Linked DNA regions of Homo sapiens: region 1 is linked to region 2. A link is an interaction called in ENCODE POLR2A ChIA-PET data of the cell type or tissue named here. Cell type or tissue: HepG2. All regions are shown on one strand. Each heading gives the region's core, and the rest is flanking DNA. Links, peaks and the distances in the headings are about the cores only. Region 1 overlaps LOC107985410 (a long non-coding RNA gene). Region 2 has its middle 32 kb from the start of NPEPL1.

Region 1 (5,378 bases), core at 195-5,194, 79 kb after region 2:
TGTTTTCTTGTCATCTCATTCAGTGCAGGAGGAAGCCCCATTGAAGCCAGGCCATGGCTTGGGCAGGTGCAGGTTTTCAAGTACTGAGAGGGGATGGTTAGCTCAACAGGTCAGCAGTGGGACACACACCCTTTGGTGAAAACAATTTAAATGAGATAGGGCTCATGTAAGCCCTTATACAACCTCAGCATAGAGTAAGTGCGCCACAAATGGGCAATATGATTTATTACAGCAGTAGTCTTACTGTTGGAAAGCTCACGTGGGCTCTGCTCTCCCTGGAAGGCATCATAAACTCCAAAGAGAATGGCATGGTATTGAGAACTGAACACTTGGAAATCTAAGCACGTTTCCGAGCTTCTTGTTCTGGACCTTGGGAATCCAGATGTGTCTGCAGTGCACACTCATGTGGAAGAGGGGGCTAAACCATCTCAAAGACACCTTTTAACATTGGTCTTTCTCCCACCTATAGAAAGACAGATGGTTGTTTGCTTATCAAGCAGCAAAAGCCCCCAGGCCTAACATATGTCTCGTCTGCACAGATCTGACAGACAGATTCGGGCCAGGTTCGGGTAACAGGAGTTGTGTGTTCTGTGTCCCCAAATAGTTCCTCAAAACCTTGAGTATTTCCAACAACAGAAAACTCCCTATCTGGGTCTGTCTTCAGCTATGATGCCTCTCCCAAGAAGGGAGACTCTGGAGAGAGGCAACACTTTTGTTTTGTCTGGAGTCCCGTAGCTTTTAATACCAGACAATTCAATACAGTAGGCATTTCTAAAAATCTACCAGTGGCTGTGCCTATCTCTTGCCAGGCACTGCTGAAAGAATGAAACAGCAAAACTCTTGCCTTCAGGGAATTTGCATCTCCACTGTCTCTACCCAAATTCTGGTTCTCATCGTGTACATTTTCCCAGCAGCCTGCTAACAACCACCCGTCTCTTCCCTCCTCATCCTGCAGCCACAGTGACCTTTCCAAAGCATAAATCTGATCATGTCACTGCCTGATTGAGGCCCTGAAACAGCTCCCTCTGGCCCATGCCAGCCGATCTCAAATGACGCTCAGCAGAAAACAGGTGCTCTAAGTTGAACCAAGCTGGGCATCACTAATATTAACTAATGATGGACTTTTCTTGGTTGTCAGAAAAAAAAAAATGAAGCTAATTAATGGAGTAGTCTCCATCTTAAGTGTTTCTCTTCTCGCTTTCTCTTAAACCTTCAGTCCCTGCCACCACTTGGCTGTATTAGAATATAGTATAAGACTAGATCTGATTTATTCCAGAATCATGGATTTCAGTACAATTTTTTTCCCATAGATCAGTATTTCCTGGAGTTCTGCATTTAGGTTTTCTACACTTTCCACATGGCGGAGTGCCCCCTGGGCATTCAAAGCCCTGCCCAACAGGCCCCACCTAAATGGTGAGCTTTTTTCTTTCCAGGACTTGGCTCACAGGCCTTTCTCTGCCTGGTGGGGGTAGTGGCGGGGGATGTGTCTTGCCCCTTCTGCTTGGTGAACCCTTCATTGAAGACAGCACCCCCTACACTGTCAGGTGTGATAAATGTTTGCGGAATGGATGACTGGATGGATTAATGCACAAAAGGTGAGATTAACTATATTAAGTGCTAGAGAATACCAGACAGTCAAGACTCAAAATGGGTGGAGAGATTAGGGCAGTTCTCTGTCCCCCTCGCTCACCCCTTTTCAGCCACACTAGCCTTCCCACCATTCCTCACACCTCCTTAGCACCTGCTTTGCTCTCCTTCCTAGGTTCTTCAAATAACTGGCTCCTTCTCACCACTCTTGTCTCAGACTATTCAATAGAAAGTAATCCTCCTACCCTGTCCACCGTGTGGGGAGAGGACTCTCCTCTCCCAGGGCCCTTATGTCACCATCATACCAGGTGCCTGCCCATGCTTGGTCAAGTTCAAGACTGAAACAATGTCTAACATCGTGGCTTTTGGTCTTTGAGGCCAAGAAGAGGCCTCTTGGGTCACAACACATGCCAGCAAAGCATATCTGCATTTTACTTTTTTTCCAGGATGATGTGGACACATGTGTACTCAAATAAATCAACCCTCCCATCTTAACCATCTCCCTTGGCAGGAACAATAAGTTAATGTGCCAAGCCAGGACTGACCTGGATGACTCAAACCCTGAAAAACATAAAGGAAATCATTGTGTTTTTCCGCTAGCAGGTATTGAAACATAGCCAACTCACTCGTTTCTAGTTTTTTTTCCCATGGCCATGACCACTGACCTGCTCGTGGTAATTTGTGTGATGTGCAAGTGCAGGGCTGGACTCCAGCCTTCTCCAGATGCTGCCTGTGCAACCAGCAGCCCCTTATTAGCTATGTGGCCATGCATGGCTCAAGACTCCTTTGGTCACAAGGGACAGAACCCAAATCAAATGGACTTAAGCTTCAAAGCAAATGTGTTGGCCCAAACATCTATGCGTAGCTGGATCCAGAGGAGGAAACATATCAACAAGGAGTTTCTATCTCTCAGCTCTTTCTTCCCCTGTGCTGGTTTCATTCTCAAGCCAGTGAACCCCAGGAGGTGGCAGATTGCTCTCTGGAAGCTCTGCCCTGTTATCTCACAGGACAGCAACCCCAATAGATTGAAATTTCTCTTTTCCAGTGGTTTCAAAAGTCCTAGAATGGACTCTCATTGGCCTGTCATGAGTTATAGCCTTATCCCTGAATTCATTTTTTTTTTTTTTTTTTTGAGCCAGGGTCTTACTCTGTCTCCCAAGCTAGAATGTGGCGACACAATCACAGCTCGCTGAAGCCTCAACCTCCCAGACTCAGGTGATTCTCCCACCTTAGCCTCCCAAGTAGTTGGGACTACAGGCAGGTACCACCATGCCTGGCTAATTTTTATACTTTTTTTTTTTTTTTTGAGACAGGGTCTCACTCTGTCACCCTGGCTAGAGTACAGTGGCGCTATCATAGCTCACTGCAACCTCAAATGATTCTCCCACTTCAGCCTCCCAAGTAGCTGAGACCATGGACATGTGCCACTGTACCCTGCTAAGTTTTATATTTTTAGTAGAGATGGGGTCCAGGCTGGTCTCGAATTCCTGGGCTTAAAGAATCAACCCACCTTGGCCTCCCAAAGTGCTGGGATTACAGGCATAAGCTACCACACTCAGCCATAATTTTTTATACTTTTTGTAGAGATGGGGTTTCACCATGTTGCCCAGGCTGGTCTCGAACTCCTGGGCTCAAACTATCCACCTGCCTTGGGCCTTCCAAAGGCTGGAATTGCAGATGTGAGCTAGTATCCTGAAATTCTAAACTTAGCCAGAAAGTAGTGATCATCAGATGGGTCAGACCAGGATCACGTGACCACTTCTGAACTCAGGGAGGGTGCCAGGGTCTGATCCATCCAAACACAATGGATTATAAACTCGCCTCTTCTGAAATCAGCGTGTTAGAACCAAGAAAAGTGATGTTGGGTGCTCGCATGCAACAGATTTCTACCTTGGGTCTGTTTTCAACCCACTGTGTGCCCTTTGCACACTGCTATATGCCTCTCCTTCAAACCCACTCCTCTGGCTTCTGGAACTTTGGTCATGCCTGCTTCTCCTCCTTCATCATCCCTCTGAGGCCCAGCCCCCAAATTTTGATTTTCCCCAGTGTTAAGTCCTTGCTTTTCTGTTACCTTTCACCTAACCACAGTGGCAGGTCCCGCCTACCCATGGGCCTCCTGCACACACTCTACCCATGGGCCTCCTGCGCACACTCTACCCATGGGCCTCCTGCGCACACTCTACCCATGGGCCTCCTGCGCACACTCTACCCATGGGCCTCCTGCGCACACTCTACCCATGGGCCTCCTGCGCACACTCTACCCATGGGCCTCCTGCGCACACTCTACCCATGGGCCTCCTGCGCACACTCTACCCATGGGCCTCCTGCGCACACTCTACCCATGGGCCTCCTGCACACACTCTGCCTCTCATTCAGAGCATCCGTGTGGATTTTCCACTGCACGGAGCTGCCTAGGTGTCTTACATGCTCAACAGTGAACCACTGGCTGCCCATCCAAGCATGCTCTTCCTTCTCCTCTATTCCTTATCTTTCATTGGCACCCCTAAATAGAGCCTTTGGTATCATTTACCATCCTTGCTCCCATTTGCCCCCACCACCTGCCAATGTACCACTCAGGACCACATCGTGACAGATTCTGCATCCTAAATATCAACAGTCTGCTCTCCTCTCCATCTTCACTGCTCTTATCACCTCTTTTGCCTGGAAAATCACAACAGACTGTCTAGCTGGTCGTCACACCTCCAGTGCTGGTCCCTGGTGTGGAATGCTTTCCAAACCATCACCTTTGTAAAAATATCAATCTGTTCATGTTCCTTTCCTGATTAGATAACTGCTTTGTCTTCCTACTGCCTATTAGAAAAAAATAACTCTTTAACTTTGCTCTCAAAGCTGGATGTGTCCAGGGTCTTTCCAGCCACCCCTGCCTTGAATCCTGTGCCCTGCAGAACATTCTCTGCATACTCCGTGCTTCGACCTTTTTTTTTTTTTTTTCCAAGACAGGGTCTCGCTCTGTTGCCCAGGCTGGAGTGCAATGGTGCGATCTCGGCTCACTGCAACCTCCGCCTCCTGGGTTCAAGTGATTCTCCTGCCTCAGCCTCCCCAGTAGCTGAGATTACAGGCATGTGCCACCACATCCAGCTAATGAGGTTTCACCATGTTGGCCAGGCTGGTCTCAAACTCCTGATCTCAAGTGATCCACTCACCTCGGCCTCCCAAAGTGCTGGGATGACAGGCGTGAGCCACCGCGCCCGGACTTCATGTCTTCTTGATGGAAATCAAGGCTGATTCAGTCAGACTGTGTCACATTATCTCTGGAAATATGACTGGACAGGGGGTCTGGGTGAGTCTCATTTGATTCTCTCTGGGTGCTCCGTTTCTCCTGAGGAGCTAGCTATTCCAGAATCTGGGGACCCAAGACACATGTTATCTGTGTCTTCCAAAGGAGAGACTTCCATAGGATAGATGTTTTTGGGGTCCATAAAGACGTTAGAGTGATAAAACGTGGTGTAACTGAGAGGTTCATTCTTGCAGAAGCTCCAATCTAGGTAGGGTGCAGTAGGAGGATAAGAGGAGCTGCACTCCAGTGGACTCCCCCATCTAAGGGTGCCTCCTACTGTGACAGTTACCAGCACGATGATTTCCGGCACCTCCGTAGTGCCCCAAGGACAAGGTTGTTAACAGTCGGTACCGGGATCTGACTCAATCCATGAAAGAACCAGTTGACTGACCAACACAGAAGTATGGAGTAGCTACCATGAGCCCAGCCTTGTGGGAGATGCAAGAGTTTATAAAGAAGTTCTGCTCTCAAAGAACTCACAGTCTAGCTGGGG
Region 2 (5,378 bases), core at 134-5,133:
TGAGAAAGAAGTGATGAAGTCTCCAAACATAACTGTGGATTTCTTCTTTTAGTTCTATCAGTTTTTGTGTCATATCGTTTGAAGTTCTGTCATTGGGGAATCTACTGTTTAGGACTGTTACATCTTCTTGGTGAATTGATTATTTTATTATTATGTAACACCCCTATTTGTACCTGGTAATTTTTTGTTGCTCTGAAGTCTTATTTATCTGATAGTAACATAGCCACTTCTGCTTTGTTTTGATGAGTATTTGCTTGGTATATCATTTTTATCCTTTTACTTTTAATCTATCAATTGAGGGGCCAGCAAACGTTTTTCTGCAAAGGGCCAGTTATTAATAGTAAATATTTTAGGTTTTGTGGCTATATATGGTTTCTATTACCTCTTTCTTCCCCTCCTTTTCTTCTTCACGACCCTTAAGAAATGTAAAAACCATTCTTAAAAACAGGCCATGGGCTGCATTTGCCCTCTGAGCCATAGTTTACTAATTTCCAGTCTATACAATTATATTTAAAGTGTATTTCTTATATATAGTGTATTAGTCTGTTTTCATGTGGCTGATAAAGACATATCTGAGACTGGGCAATTTACAAAAGAAAGAAGTTTAATTGGACTTACAGTTCCACATGGCTGGGAAAGCCTCACAGTCATGGCACAAGGCAAGGAGGAGCAAATCATGTCTTACATGGATGGCAGCAGGCAAAGAGAGAGCTTGTGTAGGGAGACTCCTGTTTCTCAAAACCATCAGATCTCATGAGAGTAATTCACTATCATGAGAATAGCGCAGGAAAGGCCTGCCCCCATGATTCAATTACGTCCCACTGGGTTGCTCCCATAACATCTGGGAATTCAAGATGAGATTTTGGTGGGGACACAGCCAAACCATATCATGTAGCATATGATTGGATCCTGTTTTTTTTTTTTTTTTCAATCCAATGTGACAATTTTTTTCATTGCTATATTTAGATTGTTTCAATTTAATGTCATTATTGATATAGTTACATTTAGGTCTACCATTTTATTATTTTTCTATTTTCTCATTGTTTTCTATGTTCCTTTTTCTGGCTTCTTTTGAATTATGTGAATATTTTTAATATTCTATTTATTTTATTTATTGGCTTTTATTGCTGTATCTCTTTGCATTACTTTTTAGTTGCTGCTTTAGGCATTATATACATACCTAACTTTTCATAATCTATTTAGAGTTAGTATTTCATCGTAGCATGTAAAATATAGAAGGCTTATAACTATGTGGTTATCTTTACCTTCTCTGTGTCATACTTTACCCTCTTTATGTTATACTTTTAACTCCTCTGTTATAATTGTCATAAGTATTAAATCTACATACATTTAATGCCCTTGATAATGTTATAATATTTGCTTTTTATAGCTTATATACATTTTAGGTACTTTGGAGAAGAAAAGTAACCCATTATATTTACCAGATATTTACCTTTTCTGTTGTTCTTCCTTCATTCCTGAAGTTCCAAGTCTTATACCGGTGTAATTCCTTTGTCTGAACAACATCCTTTCTTTTAGAGTAGGTCTACTGGTGTTTTTTGTTTTTTTTTGAGACAGAGTCTCTGTCGCCCAGGCTGGAGTGCAGTGGCGTGATCTCGGCCCTCTGCAAGCTCCGCCTCCTGGGTTCACGCCATTCTCCTGCCTCAGCCTCCCGAGTAGCTGGGACTACAGGCACCTGCCACCACGCCCGGCTAATTTTTTGTATTTTTAGTAGAGACGGGGTTTCACCGTGTTGACCAGGATGGTCTCGATCTCCTGATCTCGTGATCCACCCACCTCAGCCTCCCAAAGTGCTGGGATTACAGGCGTGAGCCACCGCACCTGGCCGGATTCTTTAAGTCTTTTCTTCTTCCTCAGAGTGTGTCTTTTTTTTTTTTTTTTTTTTGCTTTCATTCTTGACAATTTTTGCTCTATGTAGAATTCTGAGTTGACAGTTCTTTTGTTTCATGTTTTTAAAGATGTGTTCCCATGTCTTCTGACAACCATGTTTTCTGGTTAATCTTCAGTCATTGTTTATCACTGCGGTAGGTATGTTTTTTCTCTGGCTGCTTTTTAGATTTTTCTTTATCTTTGGTTTTCAGTAATCTGATTATGATGTGTTTGGGTGTGCATTTTTTTGATTTCATCCTGTTTGGAGTGCTCTAAACTTCTTGAACCTGTAAATTTATGTCTTTTCCCATATTTGGAAAGGTTCTGCTATCATTCTTTTCAAAAAATATTTATCTCCACCAATCTGTCTTCTCTTAGGGATTCCAATTATAAGAGTATTAGATGTTTCGATATTGTCTAACAAGTCCCTGAGGCACTCATATTTTGAAATCTTTTTGTTCTGTCAGTTCTTCAGTTAGAATAATTTCTATTGATCTATATTCAAGTTTACTGGCTCTTTCTTCTGCCATATTGATTCTTTAGACTTTTTATTTTGTAATAATTTTCCATTTACGGAAAAGTTGCCAAGATAAAACACAGAGCATTTCCATTTACTTCTCACCCGGTTTTCCCTAATTTTGACATCTTACATTAACATACCATAGAATGTTTGTCAAAACCAACAGGCCAACATTGGTAGGTTCCTACCAACCAAACTCCAGATTCCACTTAGATTTCACCAGTTTTTACATTAATGTCCTTTTTTGTTCTAGGATACCACATCACATTTAGTGGTTCTTTTTTATAGTTTTTCTTTGTCAAACTCCTATTTTTCCATCCATTTCAATGTTTTTAAGTTTTACTTCGTGAAGGATAGTTATAATCATTTCTCTGAAGTCTTCATCCGACAATTCCAGCATCAGGGTCATCTCAGGATTGGCATCTTTTGATTGTATTTTCTCTTAAGAATTGGTCAGATTTTCCTGATTCTTGGTATGTCAAATAATGTTGGGTTTTCATCCTGGACTTGTAGTTTTTGTATGTTAGAAGACTGGATCCTGTTTAAATCTTCTGGAGAATGCTAATTTATTTCTCCTTCTTTTCTACCTTTCTCTTCTTCTTCTTCCTCTTCCTTCTCTCCTCCTTCCCCCACTCCTCATCATCCAACTCTTCCTCCTCCTCCTCCTCCTCCTCCTCCTCCTCCTCTTTAGCGGGCAATGAATCCAGTGAAATTCACACTGCACATTCTTTCTCTCCCATGAGCGGTGGTTCAGATGTTAGTTCTCTCTTAAGAGCTTTGGCTGTGTGACTTGCAGGTGACCAGTGCATGCGCTGCTCAGAGGTGAGCCTGGAGCTTGAGTGCTGTTGTATATGGCAGTTCAGACCTCAAAGCCTTTGCTGTGCTCCTGCCTCTTGGGAATGTGGCCTGTTTGGGTGCTGTGTGAGTGGTCCTTGTCCCCTCTGCACCTTAGGATGGTTCCTTCCCTAGCTTGGGGTAGTGTCCTCCTCACATGTGCTGAGGAGTACTCAGTACTCCATGAAGACTCAGGGGAACCCCCTGCCCGTCTCTGGATTCCTTTCTCTCTGTGCCACTCTCTTCTTCCGAGTTCTGTGTCCAGCAAACTCCAGCTGCCTTGGCCATCCTGGATGTTCAACTCTGTCCCTTGAGCTCATGGAGGCCACCTGCCTGGGCTTGGCTTGGGTTTCTCCTCCCTGGGCCACACCTGGAAACTCTCCCCAGGCAGGGAGCTGGGCTGGTTGGAGGCGCATCTCATTTGTTCCATTTCTCGCAGGCATCACTCTGGGGCTGCATGTTTCTTGTGTCTGAAACAATGCTTTCTATAGATTTGTCTGGCTTTCTAACTCATCTAAAGCAGTAGTTAAATGCAGCCCCTGCAGCTCTACCATGACCAGAAACAGGAGTCAGACCGAGCTTCAGGGTGCTCTGTCTCTTGCCTTGCAGGACATTCTCACTTCCCCCCATCCCTGGGACTTCCCTGGGCTCTGACAGCCCAAATTCCACTCCCTCACTCTCAAGCCAGTAAGCCTGTGGCTCTCTGTGGGAATTCCAGCCACCCCGTGCTGAGGACTGGGGCGTCCTCAGGGAAATGGTCATATTCACACAGCACTCTCTCGTGACCTGCAAGGCCTGTGTCCACCTCTCCCACCCCATCTCACTCCCCCATCCCCGTGCCCCCCTCTCCTTTTCAGCAGCAGTGGCCTCCTTTGCATTTCTGTAACTTGTCACAGCCCACTCCAGCCTGGGCTTTTGCACATGCTGCACCCTGCACTGGAACTGATTTCTCCCATCTTCTGCACCATTGAGTACTCACATCCTTGCACTCTCAGCTCATGTATCTATACCTCCAGGGAGGCGTTCCCTACCTGGTCCCCTCCCCAAGCAAGGACAGGCCTCCCTTTAAAATGTCCTCATCACACCACCTGCCCATACTTCACGGCAGTCATCCCAGTTTGTGGTGTATTTCTTTGGGTAATACTGTGATGAGCACCTGTCCTCCTGGCGGGACTGTGAACCCTGGGAGGGCAGGGGCCATCTCTCCTCAACTTCGTCTCTCAGCACCTGACACAGAGCAGGAGCACAATGAATGTTCATTGAATGAATGAGTGAATACAAAACTACACACGGAGGGGAGGTGGGGGCCTGCAGTGTTCCCTGACACCATTCCCTCTGCCTAGAACTGCTGTCTGTGAGTCGTTTATTTATAGCATGGGGAGGAAATGGGACTGCGACATCTCCCAGCCATAGGAAGATACCATGTCTTCCTTCGGGGGCCCACGAGTTTGCACAGGAGTGGGCAGGAGCCATGTGTGTCTATTCTGCCTGGAATTTTCAGGGCCAAGCGAAGATTGGATGGAGGAAGCCGAGCTGAGAGGGCAGAGGGTGCAGGGTGCAGACTGGGATGGGGAAGGAAGCTGGGCCCGAGCATCTGGGGCTACCTTTGTTTCTCCGGATCTGCACTTGGCTTTTCCTTCCCCAATTCAGGAATGAGTCTCTGGTCATGAATGTGGAAGTAGCCAGCGAGCACGTGGTATACTACGTGGATAAGGAAACACGAGACCCACTGGCCTGCACGCTCACGCACACCCGAGAGAGCCTGTAGGAGCCCCTCCTTGCTCCAGCAGTGCCCTGGCACAGAGGGTTTTCTGCCGAGCACAACTGTTGCAGGGTGGGGTTTACCACGTGAGCAAAGGAGTCGTCTTTTGCCCATTTACATGGCACTTTCATGGACATATGTCCCCCTTGCACAGGTGAAGAATCTGGCTGACTGACGCCAGGACTCAAAGCTACAAAAGTGGCAGAGTCGGGATTTGAGCCCAGTTCTGCTGACCTGGGCATGGCACACGGACCCATCCTGCCTCCCGGGGCACAGGTGGCCAGAGGAGTCCAGGGCCCATCTATATTTTTTAAAATGTATTATCTTTTTATTGTGGTAAAATACACGTAACATAAAATCTGCCATCTTCCC

Evidence for each region. Peaks named below come from ENCODE experiments on the same cell type or tissue, not always from the same donor. Only the 100,000 strongest peaks of a DNase experiment are listed, where the experiment ranks them.
Region 1: POLR2A ChIA-PET joins it to region 2 with 6 read pairs; 3 of 35 experiments call an interaction of 5 or more read pairs at or near these places.

What each region holds. Positions count from the first base shown.
Region 1 is chr20:58,642,494-58,647,871 of GRCh38, reverse strand. All of the region lies in intron 1 of LOC107985410 (a long non-coding RNA gene), which reads left to right. Among named protein-coding and RNA genes, the nearest start is that of STX16-NPEPL1, 6.1 kb to the left of the region's middle. RefSeq lists a silencer at 85-379. In HepG2, for the core only: a CTCF peak has its summit at 202; DNase peaks (open chromatin) are centred at 222 and 2,211; H3K27me3 peaks cover 625 bases.
Region 2 is chr20:58,721,666-58,727,043 of GRCh38, reverse strand. No RefSeq gene overlaps it. Among named protein-coding and RNA genes, the nearest start is that of NPEPL1, 32 kb to the right of the region's middle. In HepG2, for the core only: no CTCF peak of the experiment used is centred there; no DNase peak of the experiment used is centred there; H3K27me3 peaks cover 3,025 bases.